Regions from separate parts of the Homo sapiens genome. Here all the other regions are linked to region 3. A link is a loop called in an ENCODE intact Hi-C map of the cell type or tissue named here. Cell type or tissue: Caco-2. All regions are shown on one strand. Links, peaks and the distances in the headings refer to the core of each region. The heading gives the core; the rest is flanking DNA. Region 1 overlaps FANCC (FA complementation group C). Region 2 overlaps PTCH1 (patched 1). Region 3 holds the start of LOC105376156 (a long non-coding RNA gene).

The links. Peaks named below come from ENCODE experiments on the same cell type or tissue, not always from the same donor. Only the 100,000 strongest peaks of a DNase experiment are listed, where the experiment ranks them.
Region 1: it touches region 3 in a loop (2.9-fold over the local background); 2 of 110 quality-filtered maps call a loop at or near these places.
Region 2: a loop joins it to region 3, with 3.0 times the contacts of the local background. A loop is called at or near these places in 15 of 110 quality-filtered maps.

The regions. Positions count from the first base shown.
Region 1 is chr9:95,265,910-95,272,548 of GRCh38, reverse strand. All of the region lies in intron 1 of FANCC (FA complementation group C), which reads left to right. Among named protein-coding and RNA genes, the nearest start is that of FANCC, 48 kb to the left of the region's middle. RefSeq lists a silencer at 3,528-3,822. In Caco-2, for the core only: CTCF peaks have their summits at 3,330 and 3,544; DNase peaks (open chromatin) are centred at 2,236, 2,558 and 3,658; H3K4me3 peaks cover 467 bases.
Region 2 is chr9:95,491,157-95,497,795 of GRCh38, reverse strand. All of the region lies in intron 2 of PTCH1 (patched 1), which reads left to right. Among named protein-coding and RNA genes, the nearest start is that of PTCH1, 15 kb to the left of the region's middle. RefSeq lists enhancers at 673-2,219, 2,980-3,199, 3,250-3,299, 2,636-3,375, 3,360-3,449 and 1 more. In Caco-2, for the core only: no CTCF peak of the experiment used is centred there; DNase peaks (open chromatin) are centred at 3,205 and 3,625; H3K4me3 peaks cover 1,682 bases.
Region 3 is chr9:95,422,862-95,429,500 of GRCh38, reverse strand. LOC105376156 (a long non-coding RNA gene) reads left to right here and starts at 2,671. Exons shown (of 3, transcript NR_188614.1): 1 at 2,671-2,777. RefSeq lists a silencer at 2,414-2,803. In Caco-2, for the core only: no CTCF peak of the experiment used is centred there; DNase peaks (open chromatin) are centred at 2,590 and 3,330; H3K4me3 peaks cover 1,874 bases.

The sequences.
Region 1 (6,639 bases), core at 769-5,768, 160 kb after region 3:
ATTTTTTCTATTTTTAGTAGTGACAGGGTTTCACTGTGTTGGCCAGGCTGGGCTCGAGTTCCTGGCCTCAAGTGATCCACCCGCTTGGCCTCTCAACTGCAGCCGGCTAACTTATGTTCATTTTAGTGGTAAAAGTTATGATGTGTTCCATCCCAACCTAAGATGTCCAAATACTTTCTACAAATAGAAAAATATATCATTGAGCAATGAAAACTTTTTATTAGTAAATAATCCAAAATTAAATAAATGTAATTGGTACATAAAATGTGTTAAAATGATGCTTTGTTGCCTCAATAAAAAAGAGGAGGCGGGGCCGGGCGCGGTGGCTTGTGACTGTAATCCCAGAACTTTGGGAGGCCAAGGCAGGCGAATCACGAGGTCAGGAGATCGAGACCATCCTGGCTAACATGGTGAAACCCTGTCTCTACTAAAAATACAAAAAAATTTAGCCAGGCGTGGTGGCGGGTGCCTGTAGTCCCAGCTACTTGGGAAGCTGAAGCAGGAGAATGGCGTGAACCCGGGAGGTTGAGCTTGCAGTGAGCCAGGATCGCGCCACTGCACTCCAGCCTGGGCGACAGAGCGAGACTCCATCTCAAAAAAAAAAAAAAAAAAAAAAAAAAAGAAGAGGCTTGATGGGATTGATGGAAGAGGGAAGGAGCCATACTTTGGAAGGTGGTTGGTGAGTCAGGTGATAAACTTTTAAGGCGTGCATTCAGCAGCAAAAGTGCTTAATAATATTTTTCATTGGGGATTTTGACAGTAGAAGAAACTCCTAATGTGGAAACCTTTGGTATATTGGTAGAAGGGAATCTTCAGATCAAAAAAAAAAGCAAGATGTAACTTTGCTTCCCTTTTTGTAATTTGCAATTCATACACCTCCTTGCAGGATGCGATATTAGTTTCCCGAAGCTGTTATAGCAAATTACTACAAACTTGTTGGATCAAGAGAACAGAATCATATCTTGTTGCAGTTCTGGAGGCCAAAAGTGTGAAAACTGACATGGCCACATTCCCTCTGGGGACACCTTCCTCTCACTTCTGGCGGCCAGCATGGCATTCCTGGGCTTGTGGCCGCATCCCTCCAATCTTTGCTTCTGTCTTCACTTTGCTGCCTCCTCTGTGTCTGTCTCCAACTTGCTCTGCCTCTGTCATAAGGTTGCATGTGGCCTACCCTACCCTGATATTCCAGGACAAGCTCCTTCTCTCAGGATCCTGAATGTTACCACTTTGTAGTAGTTGTTGTTGTACAAGGTAATAGTCATTCCTTTGCCATGTAAAGTAATATTCACAGGTCCCATGTGCTAGTGTGGGAATGAGGTGCCGACATTTGGGCTGCTAATTCTTTGTTGTGGGAGACTGTCCTGTGCTTGGTAGATGTTCAGCGGTGTACCTGGCCTCTGCCCACTGGGTGCCAGTGACATCCTTCTCCCAGCTGTGACAACCAAAAATGTCTTCAAACATTGTCAAGGGTCCCCTCTGGGGCACGACTGTCCTTGGTTGATGAGCACTGCTTTAACCTAATCAGAGCCCATTCTTATCCCACTCAAATATGCTGACTGGGAAGTTTCCAGTCTCGTTAAGAAGGGGGAGGGTGGAGAATGGATGCTGGAGAGGTGACTGCTCCTCTCCACTACACCTAACATTCTAGTGAAGTCCACAAATGGGCCAAATCGAGCAGGATTATGAAATTTTTGCTAGACCCCTGTTAGTGTATTCTAACATTGTGGCATTTTATATTAGTCAACTAAATCTCAATATTATGTTTTAAAAAAATCCAATGGACCTCTGAATCCCCAGGTTGGGTTTTTTCTACTTTACCTATGTTAAATATGTTAAATACCTAGGTTGCCCTTTATCTTAGAATTTGTCCATGTATCACCTCATTCTTTTTCAGCAGGTCCCTTTCTGGAGGTTTTCATACTCAGTTGGATTTATCCTCCCTGCGACTGCTGCCTGCTCCTTGCCTTGCCATGCGGCATTAGTAGAGTATGAACTGCACATTTAGCACAGCAGTTTATGCACTAGAGAATCAGGATTGGAATTTTTCTGAAGTATCTTATTTTTCTGTGAAATAATTGAAACAGAGTATAGACACATTTGCTGTTTTGAAGTTTTTATGATTTCCAAAGTAATAAATGTGCACTCTCACAGTTCTCGGGTGGCTGATCTCTGGAGTGCTTGCCGTTTCTCCGGGTGGTTGCTTTGTACAGGCTCCCCTCTCGTGTTGGCCTGCAAGTGCTCTCGCTGCGACGGGTCCCTGACCGGTACTGGATGAGAGGACTAGTACTGGTGCAGATGTTGGCATAAACAAAAGCTGCAGCTTTTTAATCATGACTAAGGCATGGGAGAGGCTGACATATAATTGTGGGGAAAAGCGAGAGAGATCAGATTGTTACTGTGTCTGTGTAGAAAGAAGTAGACATAGGAGACTCCATTTTGTTATGTACTAAGAAAAATTCTTCTGCCTTGAGATTCTGTTAATCTATAACCTTACCCCCAACCCCGTGCTCTCTGAAACATGTGCTGTGTCAACTCAGAGTGGAATGGATTAAGGGCGGTGCAGGATGTGCTTTGTTAAACAGATGCTTGAAGGCAGATGATCAATAAATACTAAGGGAACTCAGAGGCTGGCGGGATCCTCCATATGCTGAACGCTGGTTCCCCGGGTCCCCTTATTTCTTTCTCTATACTTTGTCTCTGTGTCTTTTTCTTTTCCAAATCTCTCGTCCCACCTTACGAGAAACACCCACAGGTGTGTAGGGGCAACCCACCCCTACAATAATGGTTCCCAGAGTGTCCCTCTCAGACCAATAAAACATAGCAAAACTACGTGATAACCAGGCTGGAATGTATGTGAATTGTTCGAGTGAGTCTGTGTCACTTGAACTGTACTGGGCAGTACCTAGGGGCTTCATGTAAGGCATGAAGGGCTCCAGAAAGAACCCGCTCTTTGCCTTCAGTTGTATTCTATATGTTTAATACACAGCACAGCAGAAGCAATCAGCTCTCCCCAATGTTACTTATCCCATAAATCATCTTTCCTTACACCTACGTATTTTCTTCTGTATTCAATTTTATTAATGGATCATCTGATCTCCAGCTTTGCTGGTTTAGAACCTCTGTGCTCATCTTAAGCTCCTCAAGGAGAAAAGGACTATTGTAATCATCTTTCAACGAGTTTGTAAAAACAATTCCCCCATCACAGCACTGTGCCTCATAGGGTTTAAAATTTGACCGAATGACTGACTTTACATACATCCTTCCCAGACCCTTTAGGACTACTGCTCCCCTAGAGGTTTTCTCTGCCCTTTGGAAAACAGGTAGGGGAAGAGGGATCTAGAAATGGCAGTATTCATTAAGATAGCCAAAGCTTGATAGGAAGAGACATTCATTTTACTGTGGTAATTAAAGTGAAAATGGGAGAATAAGAAGGCATGCTGCTTCTTTTTCAGGAGTCTTGGCAAGGGTTCTAGTTTTAAAAGAAAGAGACACAGCCAACTAGATTGAAATGATGTGGAGTTCATCCCTCCACAGTCATATTTTACTGAGCCATTTTTCAATAAATGGACTAAATTGTCCCTTGGAACTCAGTAGGTGGTGCTCTTGTGCTATAGCATAGCATCGGCTTTGGAGAGGTTCTGAGAGCACAGCGGCTGGTTCCAGGGCCTGTGTCCTGTCAGTCCCCTTTCATAGCTGCCAGGCACACACCTGGAGGGCATCACATGGCTGGTCTGGTGAGAGGCTTTCTGTCTTTGGAAATGAGGGGGTGAATTAAGGTCTTTACCTTCTCTAGCCTGTCTGAGCTCTGCTTTCCAGGGGAACCTAAATGAGAGGTTTTCTAACCTTTTAAAGAAAAAAAAAATGTGACTGTTTATCCAAACAATTACGATGTGTATTGTTACCAGTTTTCCAAGATTTTTTATATTGTTATTCATCTGTGATTCCTCAAATCAAAGTTCCTTTCCACATAACTCAGGGTATCATTCTTGTTTATGTTTTCCTTTATGTTAATGTTTGTTTCCTGTTTAAGCTTCAGAGAAGATGCAGCAGAAAGAAATAAATATGTAGTAGAGAAATTTGGAAGTGATGAAGGAATACAGGTGAAAGCCATCGAGTTCATGCAGCAGCTAGTAGTAACTTAGCTGACAACAGACCCTTTTGGCAGGAGCCCATTGCTTTACTCCTTTTGCTATATAATGAGTTCCTTGGTCCGAAGTTGGTTGTGATACCATGATGGTGAATAAGGAATCCAGTCAAGTCCACATTTGGTGATGCTGGAGAAGTGTGGTGGGCAAAGAAGATAAATTTAAATCCAGAGTGAGTTATCTATTACAAGGAGGACAAATCTGTTGCCTGAAGCATTTCAGGGTCTGCTTTTTCATCAAGTTTCTGTAGGGGTTGTATAAAACGAAAGTTACTTCACCTATATCCACCAACTGGTAGGGGAGAGGCAAAATGCTAGTGGGACTCACAGCCTGGATGTGCTGATCTGACCCATTCAGTCACCTGTGATGTCGAAAGGCTACCAGCCAGGTCCGAGTGAGGCCAGGCTGTGGGGCCAGCAGCTGGGCTCCTGAGCTGTGCTGCTGCAGATCCAGTGATGTGCAGTGTGTTTTGTCAAGACAGAGTGCTTCCTCTCCAGTCTACTGTCTAGTATCTTGTGCACTGAGTTTTTAGGTTTTAATGACCGTAGTCCTGATTTACATACTTTGCAGTTGATTTTTTTTTAGCCATCTTTTAATTCTGCCTTTTCAATTTATACTTTCTTATTTTTTAATTAGCTTTTTTAAAAAGCACCCTAAATATACTGATTTTTGTTGGTTTTAAAAATCACCTTAAATATATTTTGTTGGGATTATTTTAGTGTCTTAAGTATACTTTGTTAGGATTTTTTAGCATCTAAATATACCTATTTGTTGGACTGATTAACTTCATCTGAAGTGAATTTGTGATCTAATGTCTGATATTGTTAGTTGCATTTATTTCTTCATGTACTTTAGAACTTTGGTTAAATGACATGTTTTGAATGAGGTTTTAAAAACTTTTCACTCATTCAGTCATTTTTCGCCTCTTTCTCCCTCTCTGCACACTCTCCCCTGTGTAGCCTCATTCTGCTTGTCTCTGTCTGGCTTCCATGGAGCCTGGGTGCAGAACTAGCTTTCACAGTGGGGGCTTAGTTACCTGGGCATTCATGGCTGCTTCACGCAGTGCCTGGTCCTGCCTGACAGGTGTCCTCCATCCTCCCTAGACCGCCACTCCATAGGAGGCAAGGATGCTGCGAGCCTTCCTTCAGGCATGGAGGGGTAGGGCTCTAGTCAGCACCTTCCATCCCACCTTCCAGCAAGGGTGCTAGTTTCTCACTCTGTCGTTTGTGCCTCTGTTTAGCCCCCAACCCTTCTAAGACCCAAACCTACAGTTTCATTGCCTGTTTTTGGACCCTAGCATAGGAGGGGCTGGCTGCTCATGGTTTTGTCCTCGGGGTCTTGCCTCTTTGTGTTTCTGTCTCGTATCGATTTCATAGAAATGTTTATTTTGTGTGTGTGCTTGCCTGTATCCTTTTCCTTTTTTCTTTTTATGTTTCCCCTCTCATTGCTGTATGTTTGGAGTAAAGAGAATCCATCCAAAAGTGAATTTACCGTGCCATCTTAACTGGAAGTCACATGGGCAGAGAGTTTAAAGGAAAGAAAGATACTTGGTTTTACATAGTACTGAAAGCTAACCACAAGAACGCTTCCTATGTGAGCTCAGTGACCCATAGCATATAGTTACTTAAACTCCGTCTGAGGCTTGCAGGCCCCAAAAGATGAGTGGGATTAGGCAGGTGGGATTTATTAGGGTGCTATGGTTCTCTACAAAGGTTTCACCTTCTATTTTTCATTTTGGTGGTAATTTTTTAAAAATTCATAATTCCACACACCTAAATGCCTGCAATTCTAACTAAGTAATGTCTTAAAATTTCAGTGCCTGGAGTTGTGTTTGTATTGGTGCCAAGGAGCACTGCTTTAAATATAGGGAGATATTATAAAAGAACAGAGGTGAAAATGTAAATAACGTGTTTGAGCTAAGAGATTGCCGTTGCACAGTGGTTCTGAAGAGGAAAGTGATGCGTGAATTAAGCTGTCTCCCTGCATGTGTTAGTATTGGCCAGTCAACAGAACCTGCCTGTCGGTACCAAGCCCTACATGGTTAGTCCAAAGTGAGTTTCAATGACTGCATCATTGATCACGCTGAATTAATTTTGTCAATTTAAATTTTACTCATTTTGTAGATTTGTTGGTATTTAATTTGTATATTTTTTATATTGTGGTTGTGTAAGAGTTACAAGCATAAAGGTTTTACTGGTTTATGTTTGTTAATATTTAACTAATAAGAAGAATGACTTTAGATAATACTGGGAGCTCTCAACAGTTTTTAAGTTTGAGAACCATGGGTCAAATGGTAATTTAACTCTTGCTGTTGGTTGCAGCAAGCACCTTGCATTTGATTTTGATGTCTTTAGCTCACTCCTGCTCATGCTTCCTGACCTGCTTAGCTCAGGATCGTTTCTCTCTGGGGACTCTGACACCTCCATGCCGGGCTGGTGCCCCTTCCTCATGCTGCCTGCAGCCCCCTGTGTTTCCTTCTCTCCCAGCCCTTCCC
Region 2 (6,639 bases), core at 486-5,485, 68 kb before region 3:
TGGAATGGCAAAGAATAGCAACTTGAATTGGGATGCCAAACAAATCAAGATGTGGCTTGGATAGTGTTGCTTCATTGGGTCAGATAAGTTTATAAAATGTGGGACAGAATGGAGGGTGGGGAGAGACAGGAAGAGCGCTCTTGTCACAGCAGCATCTTTAAGTTGCATGAGCATCCTGTTATTCATTTGCTGGTGGTTAAATGGAAAGGTGAGTGGAAGCGAGGCGGAGAGAGCCCGAGCCTCCAAGATGACCTCCTCCGTGAGAGGAAGCCCTCCCGGGTGGGTGCACCTTCCAAGCCTGGAAAAGCTGATGGGTTGCAAAGCCAGTCTGGTGTTCTGTGGCACTGAGGGATGTAGCCCACGATATGTTCTGAAGTAAATGGCTTTCCAGTTTTCTCCTGCTTTCTGCATTTCTGAAGTAAGAAGTCTGCTAATGATGATTGTTCGGAGCTGAGAAAGTCACTGGCACTTTGGGCCACCCTCCGGTATAACGTGTCGTACGATGCTGCCAGCAATGACAGGAAATTGGAGTACCCAAATATTACCTATCCTTCCAGATAGCCTAACATGAAGCAGCCCTGAGAGTGACTACACTCAGGGTTTTTAAAAATTAATACGAACATGTTTTGTGAGTTAGGAAGAAATAGGATTTCAGTTTGAATTTGCGGAATTGTTGAAATACCTGCGCCAATATTCTCCTGATTAAGAAATTTATTCTACAGAGTGATCTGAGAAAACGGCTTTAAGAAATAGTGATGATAAAAACAGGAATTTTGAGATGAAGGAAAATGTAGGCTTCTTGACTCCCTCTTTCTCCTCCCACCGCTGTTTTTTTTCCTTTTGTGAATTCTTCCACATTCCCACCCCCACTCCCTGATTTCCTCTGCTCCTTTACTGGGAAACCAGCAACCTTCACAAAATAGACTCAAACATCACACAGCCTCTTTTTAAATAGAGGCTTTCTAAGAGAAAATAACAAAAGAATTTTTCCTAGCTGCCTAAGAAATTCTTTCTTCTTACTTTATTTTCCTCATGAGATTTACACATTGTTGTAATAAGTAAAAAATGATAAATATGATACCATCATTTTGGTCTACACATGATCCAGAAAAAAAAATTGCACATGTTTAATACCTTGCTTAATTGCAAACAAAGCTTGCAATTTGAGAGAATTGGGATTAGGGCTAAATATCTATTAACTGCTCTTTCTAGAGATTTGGGGACTAGGATGACCCTTTTTTTTTTCTTTTTTTTTTTTAATAGGCTACAGTTTCACATGGCTCCCAAAAGAAATCTCTCTCCCTTTTTGTTTCCCACACCAATTGATTTATCATTTTGCTTGCAAGCAGATCCAGAATGTTAGGGCAAGAACACACTCACTTTTTTCTCGTAACTTTTTTGTTGCGGACCGAAACCAGTTGACTTGAATAAATTTTTCTGAGGCCTGAATGTAGCCAGCAACGTGGAAAAATCTTGCCATTCAGGGCCGTCTGAATGTACATTTCAGCCACACAGTAAGCTGCATTGGGAGGCGCTGGACTGCTAAATGCAACCATTTTTCGCAGCAGCGAGTTAGACAGGTGATTAGCATAATTAGCACCGAGCAGCTATACATATGGTAATGCTGAGTGTGTAAATGCCAGCTGCGGTGTAAAATTTATGTCAGGGGTCGGCAGGGCTGTGCGAAAGTATTGTGTTCCAGCTGCAGGTCAGGGCCGCCAAAGCTTACCTCCTTTTCTCTTGTTGGTGAATACGCCAAACAGAAGAGAAAGACAGAAATATAACAGATACGGCTTTGATGGGACAGCCCAGTTCTGTGCAAGAGGGACTGCTCTATAAAACACACACACTCACACACACTTGCAGAAATCCCATTACTTTCTGTAGAAATCGTGTGTGTACTTCATGCAGGGTCCAGATGAGTGGGGCCGGGATGGAGGTAGGTAAATGATTCCCTGGGAGGAAAAAATTCAGTCATTGAAGTTTTAAAAGGAGTTAAAAGTTCTGTTTTGTTTTTCTTCCCACCCATCCTTTTACCCCCCACACCATTCCCTCCACCACTCTCCTGCCCACATTGTCTTATTTCACATTAGATGGGGGGATATCCTTGCTGGATGGGATAGCATTGGTCCTTTAGAAGAGGAGGAACTAACCGTTCTGGAGGTGTTAGCCTTGAACAAAATATAAGGTTTCAGCAGTGCAACTCTTCCCAAACTGCTTGACTAGCTTTAGAAAGGGGCTAAAAAAAGCTTTTGTGGGCTTTTTGTTCTTCCTCTGGGTAGCTATACTTACTCGCCTACCTATACTTACTCCCCCTACCTCCACTGTCAGACCCACCAAATTCTTTATAGATTTAAAAAAAAAAAAAGAATCACATGGGTTTCTTGTTTGAAAGGATAGTCTTGAATGGCTCACATACTTTGAAATGCATGATGCGGGAATTTATTGCTATGATGAGTTTATACATTTTGCACTTGAGGTATTTTCTCTGCCACGCCCCCACCTCCACCCTTCCGTTTTTTGGTTGGTGGCTATAAGAAGTGGTGGTGTTGACAGAATATAGTTCACACCATGCTGACCCGGTGATGAAACTTCCTCACGGCACCAGGGGGTCCTTATGTACTGGCCCCTAATCCAGCTAATCCTGATGGCAACAAAATCATGAAAGTGGCCCCCAGTGACGTGAGTCTCCCTGCACAGATGCAGAGGGAAGGAACAGTGCAGGAGATAAATGAGGCCAGCGTGGTATTCACCGGAGGCCAGGGAGCCTGCGTGCGAAGGTGGAGACTCGCATTGTCTTCTCCCCCATGTCGGCTCAAGTGGGAGGCCAATGAAGAGAGGCCCAGGCTGGATAATGGCAAGAAGACTGTTCAGAGCTGAGAGGTGATGTCAGCCCCACAGAAGCTGAGAGAAGGAAACTGGGGTTAATGTTATGCAATGCCTTGAGTGCTGTGATGGAGAGCCTGCCGTGGAAGCACTTGGGTTTTGTTGTTGTTGTTGGGTTTCTTTCTGTTTCTATTTTTTTAATGAAGACTTCAGGAGGTTTCAACTAAGCTTGATGAAAACACGCTGTGTTGGTTCCTGGGTTCTGCTGCCTGCTGCTGCTGGAGTGTGGCCTCTGAGCCAGCGCGCGCTCGTCATCACACCTCTGGGCCCGCCCACTTCCTGCAGAGCGACGGGACCTGGGTGTGCATCTGCCTGCCTGTTGCGCTTGAGCGGCCTGGTTGCACCTGAGGTTGTGGTAGAACCTGGGACAGTTCCCAGCTTGGAAAGTACGCTGTTCCGGATGGAAGACATTTCCGCCTGTGCTCTGCAGGAAGTCAGCAACGTTCTTGGGCCTGTCTCAGGTGGCGCGGTGCACAGCCCTCATTTGCCAGTGTGGCAAGTAACCAATGAAGAAGGGGCCTCCTGGCAGATGCAGCGTCGTCTCGGGAACTCGTGGCTCCTTGGGAGCTGGTGGGAGCTGCGACAGGCAGCAGGTCCAGCGTGGGCAGAGTGCCGGGCTGACCTGATTGCATCTGACAGGGCGAGCAGGTCTGCGTCAGGGAAAGCCATTCAGAGGGAGCAGCCTGGGCAAGGCTGATAACAGATGGCACTGCCAGCAGCTGGTGGGGGCGGGGAAGCTTGCTTCCGGCGCATGCGCGTTGCAGAACCCCGCGCGAGCGCCTGCGCACTACCTGCGCCCAGCCTGCCACATGCCCCGTGCGGTCCCGTGCGGTTCCGTGGGCAGGTGGGGGTGTCCTTTTCTCGTTATGCTTTGGTGGTTGACCTCTCACTGGGCTCACTTCATGAAGGCACATTCTCTTTGGGCTGATTGTAGCGTTTTTCCCATGGCAACACGCAGGGGCACAATCTCATAAGGAAAAAAACGGCCCAGAAACTTGGACAGCGGTTGGCTCCTCCTGAATAAAAGAGATGGGTGGGAGAGGACTAAAATTCACAGCCCGTGAATTTTCAGCCAATTGCTCACATTACTGAATTTTCTTTTTTTTTTGTTTTTCGATTATAAAAAAGAGGCAGTGCTAATAATTTTGCAGTTACACCCGCTTAGAGATTTGTACTTTTTCGGCCTCACAGTAAGTAAATGCAACATTGAAAGGAGGACCTGAGCAACTAAAAGAAAAAGAAAATCTCTCTAGAGGCTGTTAGATAATTCATGGGATTAATCAAATGCAAATGCAACGCTTGCATATACACAGACCCTATTTTCCTAATTGGACTCTGAGTGGGTACTTTTCAGGCTGAAAGGGTCATTTGTTTTGACTGATTGACTTTTTGAGGCTTTGGGGGGAATTAATAACTTATACAGATGACTGCCTGTTCCCAAGGCTCTGTATTGAGACTGCGCATTCATTTATTCATTCAGCACACTTGGTGTGCCATGCCCCTGGTGCCCCTCTGCGTCCCTCACATACGGAGGTGCATGGGCAGGACTTGAATTTTGTGGAAAATAACTTCGGTTGGTCCCTCAGATCATCTTTATGTGGATCACAATAAGCTTTTGCTAAAAGGTTTTTGTGTGAATGACACAGAAGTTTCTTAAGCTCTGTGCAGAAGGCTGTGCTGAGGAGGGGCACAGCAGGGAAGCGTGATGAGGGAAACATCTCTTGTCTACAGTGGATTGGAATCATATTGGCCTAGAAGTATGGGCCTCTGGGTCAGCTGGCATCCCACCTGAGCTAGCTAGCCTTTCTTCACTTTGGAAAGTTAAGCCTGGCTTGATTTGGGGATGAGAGGATCAGCAGAGCTTGATCAAAAACTTATTTGCAGAAGTGATGCTTCTTTTGCCTTTCAAAGAATTGGCTTAAGCCTTGGATTTCTGGAGAATAAGATGGCAGAATTTGCAGGTAAAGAGGCTTAGGGCTGCATGTTCTCTGTGTGCCTTCATCTGCCCCCTCTAAGACAGGACTCTCTGGGGACCAGAAGGAAAATGAGGCCTGTCCACTGTGACCCAGGGAGCCCTACTGAAAAAAATGCATCTCCTCACTGGCTGAGAAAAGTCTTTGATGCAACATGGTTGTACTTTAAATAAAAATACGGATTATTGTCATATTTCACGCATTCTAAAATTCTAGCTGTGAGCGTAATACAGGTTGAGTATCCCTTATACAAAATGTTTGGGACCAGAAGTGTATGGGATTTTGGATTTTTTTAAGGGGGGGTGATATTCACACATAAGCATGATGAGAAAGCTTGAGGATGGGACCCAACTCTAAACATGAAATTTGTTTATGTTTCAACTACTTTATGCATCTAGCCTGAAGGGAATTTTATACGATATTTTAAGATAATTGTGTGCCTGAAACAATGTTGGTGTATATTGAACTGTCTGAAAGCAAAGATGTCACTATCTCAGCCACCCATGTGGACAATCTGGTTGTGTGGCATTCCCATCCTTCCTGACTTAAAATTTATATGCTGCCGATAAGCAATCATTTTCTTAAACTAATTCACACCTACGTACTTACCAGTAAAAAAACCACGACATTCCATTAATGCAGTGAAAAAAATAATGTGTTCAGGGTACCCAAGCAGCACAATAGCATCACCAGATACCTGCATCAGTGGCTAAACAACAGCAGCTTCCGGTCTCCACCTGCAATGCTGTGTTTTCACTGAGAGGTTACTGTACACCATGTTTTATTTTTTTAGGTGAGAAGAAACATCAGAAGCAGTTGAAGGATCAGGGAGTGGGTTGTGTAGGGGCGAGGAGACATCTGCTGGATGGCTTTTCAGAATGTTTCCTCCAGCATCACCGGCCTCATTAACAATAGTTTCTGTCTTAAGACGTCTCTCTTTGATTTTATGAATTGACATGATTTCCTGTTTGGTTGTGAATGCACGATGCGTTAGTTTTCAATAAGCCCATCACACATTTTTACCAGGTCTGCTATAGTTAACTTTTTGTGCAGTTGTAACATGTCATCTTCATGGTTGTGAGCCTGTTTTGACTGTGACTGATTACATGAGGTCAGATGTGGAATTTTCCACTTGGAGCATCATATTGGCACTCAGGAAGGTTTTGGAGCATTTGAGACCTTCAGATTAGGGATGCTCAACCTGTCTAGTGTGCTCTGTGGAATTTGGCACTCCTAGGCTACCTCCTGCTGTACTCATGTTCTCAGCTGGTGCTCAGAAACCATGAGGCTCGCAGGGTAGTTGGACTCTGGGTTAAAGGGTCAGTTCTGCCTCTTACTAATAAGGTGGGCAACCTTGGGCAAGCCACCCAAACTCTGCAGCTATGCCCCCTCCCCTGTAACATCAGGACAGTGAAACAATGCTCTGTGACAAAGGCATGGGTGAACTGACACTTGCTCCGCTCTTGGGTAAGGGTCTGGGAAATTTCACACACATTGTCAGCTAAGGCTCTCACAGTCCTGTGAGGTTCATCACAGCATTTGTTATCCCTGTTATCCTCAGCAACCAGGAAAGGTGGCTGAGGCTCAGCTGTGTCAGGGACTTGTCCTAGATCTCTCTGCCACTAGTGGCAATGCTGGGGTCTTCCGGTTTCCATTCTCACTGCCTGTCTGGTACAGCTGGCCCCAGCTTGATGGAGGAGCAGCAATGATCAAAATATTTCCAAAGACGTAAAGAATATGGTCTCAAAGGGCTTTGCAAATGGAAAGCACCACCCAAGTA
Region 3 (6,639 bases), core at 486-5,485:
CACACCCCAAAATTCCTAAATAAGCCCCAGTGAACAAACTTGGGCAGCTTCTGGGCAGGCACATGAGTGCCGCAGCACGGCGTTCTCGAAGGAGCTGCGACAGCCATGGAGGGCCAGTTCCTGAATGAAGAAAGACCTGCATGAGTCAGTGATGCTCCTTCACACCGGGAGGAACCTGGAAATAAACAGTTTAAAGGCTCTCAAGGGAACCAAATTCACATTCCGGGCAAATGTCCCTGTATTAGTCAGTTCTCGCACTGCTATAAAGAACTATGTGAGACCGGGTAATTTAGGAAGAAAGAAAAACTTCTTTCTTCATAAAGAAAAACTTGACTCACTGTTCCACAGACTGAACAGGAGGCATGGCTGGGGAGGCCTCAGGAAACTTACGATCATGGTGGAAGGGGAGGCACATCTTCACATGGCTGGAGAAGGAGAAAGAAAGCAAAGGGGAAAGTGCCACACACTTTTAAAAACTAGATCTCATGAGAACCCACTACCATGAAAACGGCAAGGGAGAAATCTGTCCCCATGATCCAATCACCTCCCACCAGGCCCTTCCTCCAACATGGGGGATTACAGTTCAACATGAGATTTGGGCAGGGACACAGATCCAAACCATATCCATCCCTAATAGCAAAGTTTCAGGTACATGGTGCAGAACTCCAAAATTTATAAATCCAAACAAATGGATTTTTCCGACACAATTGTACAACTTCTTTGCAGGGAAGCATTCACACAGTAAACCTTTCTTTTAAGGAAATAACCTTTCCTCAGGTGGTTCATTATGTAAACACTGCACATTTGTATTCAACTGTATACACCTAAGGGTGGCATAGCAAAACCTGTGTACATATTTATTTGTGACAATTTATCTGGAAGATTAGAAAAATCCTTGTGGGTCTGCAGAGACCATATATTTACTGACACTGAAAAATGTTCATGACCTACTATCAATGAAAACGTTAATTACCCAAAAATGTAGGCACATTATAATCCTGTTTCTGAAAAAAAAAAAAAATGTATCTTTATATAAGAGTAGAGGCAGGCCCGGCACGGAGGCTCATGCCCGTAATCCCAGCATTTTGGGAGGCCTAGACAGGTGGATCACTTGAGGTCAGGACTTTGAGACCAGCCTGGACAACATGGTGAAACCCCGTCTCTACTAAAAATACAAAAATTAGTTGGGTGTGGTGGCACACACCTGCAGTCCCAGCTACTTGGGAGGCTGAGGTGGGAGAATTGCCTGAACCTAGGAGGCAGAGCTTGTAGTAAGCCGAGATGGTGAAACTGTACTCCAGCCTAGGTGACACAGCAAGACTGTATAAAAAAAAAAAACAGAAAATGTACATTTTTATTATATTATTATAGTATTCATACAGATGAAATTTAATATTGATTATTGATATCAACTTTATATTATTGAATAATTATAATTATTACTTAATATGTCATATATTATTCATTACATTATTTCCTTATATGATTTTAAAAAATTGTTTTAAATTACTTTTAAAATTTGTTGTGGGTACATAGTAGGTGTATATATTTATGGGGTATATTTGGTGTTTTGATACCAGCATGCAATGTGAAATAAGTACACCATGAAGAATGGGCTATCCATCCCCTGAACATTTATACTTTGAGTTGCAAACCAATTAACACTCTTTAAGTATTTTTAAATGTACAATTAAGTTATTATTAACTATAGTCACCCTATTGTGCTGTCAAATAGTAGGTCTTACTCATTCTTTCTTACGTTTTGTACTAACCATCCACACCTCCCCTCAGCCCCGCACTCCCCTTCCCAGCCTCTGGTAACCATCCTTCTACTCTCTATGTCCATGAGTTCAACAGATTTGATTTCTGGATCCCACTAATAAATGAGAACATGCGATGTTTGTCTTTCTGTGCCTGGCCTTTTTCACTTAACATAATGACCTCCAGTTCTGATATGACTGTTTTGTGGGATTTATACTTTGCATGTATTTTTTGTTTGTTTGTTTTTTGAGAGGGAATTTCACTGTCACCCAGGCTGGAGTGCAATGGTGCAATCTGGGCTCACTGTAACCTCCGCCTCCCAGGTTCAAGCCATTCTCCTGCCTCAGCCTCCCTGGTAGTTCGGATTACAGGCGTGCGCCACCATGCCTGGCTAATTTTTGTATTTTTAGTAGAGACGGGGTTTCACCATGTTGGCCAGGCTGGTCTCGAACTCCTGACCTCAAGTGATCCGCCCGCCTCGGCCTCCGAAAGTGCTGGGATTACAGGCTGAGCCACTGCGCATGTGTATCACAGAGCCGTGTATCAGTATTTTTAAGTTAGTCCGTCAAAAACAACCTTGATTTGCACGAGACACATGTTAAAGAGATTTTGTGATTGTCCTTTCTCCCTTGCTTTCCTCGTCTGGCTCCTGGCTGCCCCTTGGGCCGGCGCCTCTCGCTCGCTCTATTCCTTCTCCCCGCGGCTGCCTCGTGCCGGCCGCACCTTCTCGCCGCGGACCGGAGCCGGGGCAGGAGCCGGGGCAGGAACCCGGGCAGAAGCCGGGGCAGGAACCAGGACAGGAAGCGGGGCAGGAACCAGGACAGGAAGCAGGGCAGGAGCCCCGCAGGAGCCAGGTGTCTGAGCCCCGCCCCGCCGCGGGGGAGAGGCCTCCGGGAGCCGGGGCCGCCCAGAGCCGCAGCCGCCGCGCAGGCAGGGCCGGGCCGGGCCGGGTGCGCGGGCACAAAGGGGCCGCTGCACATGGCAGGCAGGCGAGCAGATGCCAGCAGACAGCTTTTGTGAGTCCCTTCATGTTAATTAACTTTTGTGAGAACCTTCATGTTAATTAACTTTGCTTGAGCTTTCCCTAGACTTGAAAGCTCTGGAGTGGTTTGTTTTTGTAAAATGCTTTGACTCCAGGGAAAGCCGCTTCAAGGGGGAAAAAAGGAGAAACAAAAAGAAAGAAAGGGAAAATTTTTAAGTGGGGCTTTGCTTACCAGCAAATTTCTTCCCCTTGGCTCCGTCTCCCCCTCCCCCACAAGCAGGGACTCAACCATCAGAGAGAATTTTAATGGCCTTTTTCTTACCCTAAAACATAAACCCGAAGCAGACCTCCCCGTGGCAGTGGGGGCTCGGCTGGCCGCATCGGGGACAGGGAACAGGTGTGTGCAGGCAGGGCCGCCTGTGTTTCTAAGGAAGCAAATCAAAGTGTGAAGGGCCCTGGACTAATGTACTCCCAGTTTAGAGAAATGGGGACATGGAGCTAGATTTGTGGGGGCCAGTTCTGATAAGTAACAAATGTGCTCACCCACAGAGTCTCAGGGCCCCAGGGTGAGATGCAGGGGGTGGGTCTGCTGCTTCCAAGACTTCTTCCTGGGACAGGACCGGTTGTTAAAGTTTAACCGAGGCCAAGTAAAAAGAGACAGTGCTGGAAAGTGGAAGATCTAGCCAGCCACCCAGCTGTTTATTAATATAAAGGCGGCACAGCATCAAACCACTGACTCAAACCACTGACTCACCTCTTCTTCCCCCAACATCTTATGAAAATTTTTGAACAAACGGAAAAAGTTGAAAGAATTATGCAATTAATACCCATATACCCACCACTTACTTTCTGTAATTAATATTTTGCTATATTTGCTTTTATCACGCGTATGACCACCTGTCTGTCCCCATCTTACCTGTCCACCAAGTCGTCTTATTTTTAAGAATTTCAAGTTGCTAACATCAGTATTCTTCAATCTTTAACACTTCAGCATGTAGTTATCTAACTCTAGTTAGATAACTAGAGTTCAATCTTCGTTTATCGCTCATGGATTTTTTTCTTTTTCTTTTTTTTTTTTTTTTTTTGAGAGGGAGTCTCGCTCTGTCGCCCAGGCTTGAGTGCAGTGGCGCGATCTCGACTCACTGCAAGCTCAGCCTTCCAGGTTCACGCCATTCTCCTGCCTCAGCCTCCCGAGTAGCTGGGACTACAGGCGCCTGCCACCACACCCGGCTAATTTTTGGTATTTTTTAGTAGAGACGGGGTTTCACCACGTTAGCCAGGATGGTCTCAATTTCTTGACCTCGTGATCCGCCCGCCTTGGCCTCCCAAAGTGCTGGGATTACAGGCGTGAGCCACCGCGCGCGGCGGCTCATGGATTTTTTAAGGTAAAACGTACATACAGTAGAATGCACAAATAAGAGGAAATTTGATGAGTTTTCACAATGCATACAGTTTGCTTTTTCTTTTTACTTTTAATTTTTTTTTTTTTTTTTTTTTTTTTTTTTTTTTGAGATGGAGTCTCGCTCTGTCGCCCAGACTGGAGTGCAGTAGCACAATCTCGGCACACTGCAAGCTCCGCCTCCCAGGTTCACCCCATTCTCCTGCCTCAGCCTCCTGAGTAGCTGGGACTACAAACTCCCGCCACCACGCCCGGCTAATTTTTTGTATTTTTAGTAGAGATGGGGTTTCACCGTGTTAGCCAGGATGGTCTCCATCTCCTGACCTCGTGATCCGCCAGCCTCGGCCTCCCAAAGTGCTGGGATTACAGGCGTGAGCCACCGCGCCCGGCCACTTTACTTTTAATTTGAAGTAATTTCGCACTTGCCAAAAAGTTGCAAGCACAATCCACAGATCTCTTATTTGCTCTTTACCCAGATTCCCACTTTTTTAACAAGTTGCAAGTAAGTTGCATACATCATATACCTTTATTTCTTAATAATTCCATATTTTCTAAGGACAAGGCTATTCTCTGATTTAGAAAATTTGATTTTGATATAACACTTTTATTTAAACTACTGTCCATATTCCAATTTTGACAACTGCCCCAGTAATTTTCTTTATAACATTTTCCTCCAATACAAGTTCCAGTCCTTTGCGAACTATGGTTTCAGCTTTACTAAATCTCTTTCATCTTGTTTAATGCTTTTTGGCTTAAATGCTACTTTGTCTTAAACTGTCATAACAATCCCTGAATTCTTATTGTTTCTATTAACCTGGTAAATTTTTGTTTTTATTCCTTATTTTTTACTCGTTTTGAATCACTGTGTTTTAGATGTGTCTTTTGATCACAGCATAGACTTCGGTTTTGCTGTATGAGGCAACTGTTCTGTTTTGTTTTGTTTTGTTGAAACACAGTCTTGCTCTGTTGCCCAGGCTGAAGTGCAGTGGCATGATCTCAGCTCACTGCAATTTTTGCCTCCCAGGTTCAAGCGATTCTTGGGCCTCAGCCTCCTGAGTAGCTGGGATTACAGGTGTGTGCCACCACGCCCAGCTAATTTTTGTATTTTTAGTAGAGGCAGGGTTTCGATGTATTGACCAGGCTGGTCTCGAACTCCTGACTTCAAGAGATCCACCTACCTTGGCCTCCCAAAGTGTTGGGATTATAGGCATGAGCCACCGTCCCTGGCCCTATATGAACCAATTTGAAAATCTTATCATAAATAGGTCAATTAAGTCTACGCACATTTAATGTGACATGTTTAATCTCGACTCTGTCATATTACTTCATGTTATAGTTTGGTGTATATTTTATACTATTTATTGTGCTTCTTTCTCTATTTAGTATGTCATTCATATTAATTTTTTTTGAGACAGAGTCTCGCTCTGTTGCCCAGGCTGGAGTGCATTGGTGCCATCTCGGCTCACTGCAACCTCTGCCTCCTGGGTTCAAGTGATTCTCCTGCCTCAGCCTCCCAAGTAGCTGGGACAACAGGCACACACCACCACACCTGGCTAATTTTTCTTGTATTTTTAGTAGAGACGGGGTTTCAGTATGTTGGTCAGGCTGGTCTCGACCTCCTGACCTCAGGTGATCTACCTGCCTTGGCCTCCCAAAGTGCTGGGATTACAGGCGTTAGCCAACACGCCCAGCCATTCATGTTAATTTTTAAGGTTTCTTTTGGTATTTAAGAATATTTTTGTTCTAGTTATTACCTTTGTTTTCATATATTTTATGTTATGGTTTCCCTAACTCCTTTTCTTTCTTTACTTAATCTTTTATGATCTAACCTGTCAGTAGTGTCTTCTGATTCCCACATATTACAACTGGCAGTGATCTTATTCAGCCTTCCCCCTCCTCCTGTTCCTATCTCCTCTCACTTTTACTGGTATTCTTCCTCTCTGCCAGAATGTATCACCATTATATGTTTTCCACCCATGTTCTCTCCCTTGTTTTACTCCTGGCTCTGCAATTAAACATATTAAGTACTGGTTATTTTGCTGAAGTTTCCTCTATGATCACTTAAGGTTGGATGAAGTCTACTCTCCAGTGTATTCTTCAGGAAGAGCATTAGCACACTGTTCCATGGATAGCTTGGATGGATATTAAATCTGTGACTGGCACTTTCTTTCCTTGAGTCCATGAAAATGCTGCTTCACTCCTGCCTGACCTTTTCTGTGGCTGTGAGAAGCCTGATACCCTGCCTGATTTTCTTTCCTGTAAGTAACTGGATCTTTTTGCCTGGAGGCTCTGATGATTTCTTTCCTTTGTCTTTAAAGTCTAATCATTTTACCAGGATATGTCTTAGAGTTAATTGTCTGTTGTCAATTTTCTCATTTACACAGTAAGTTTGCTCTATATGTAGAATGAATTTTTTTTCATTTCCAGAAAGTTATCTTAGAATATAAACTTAAATATTAGCTCTGTTCCAATATTTTGCTTTCCTCTTTAGAGAGCA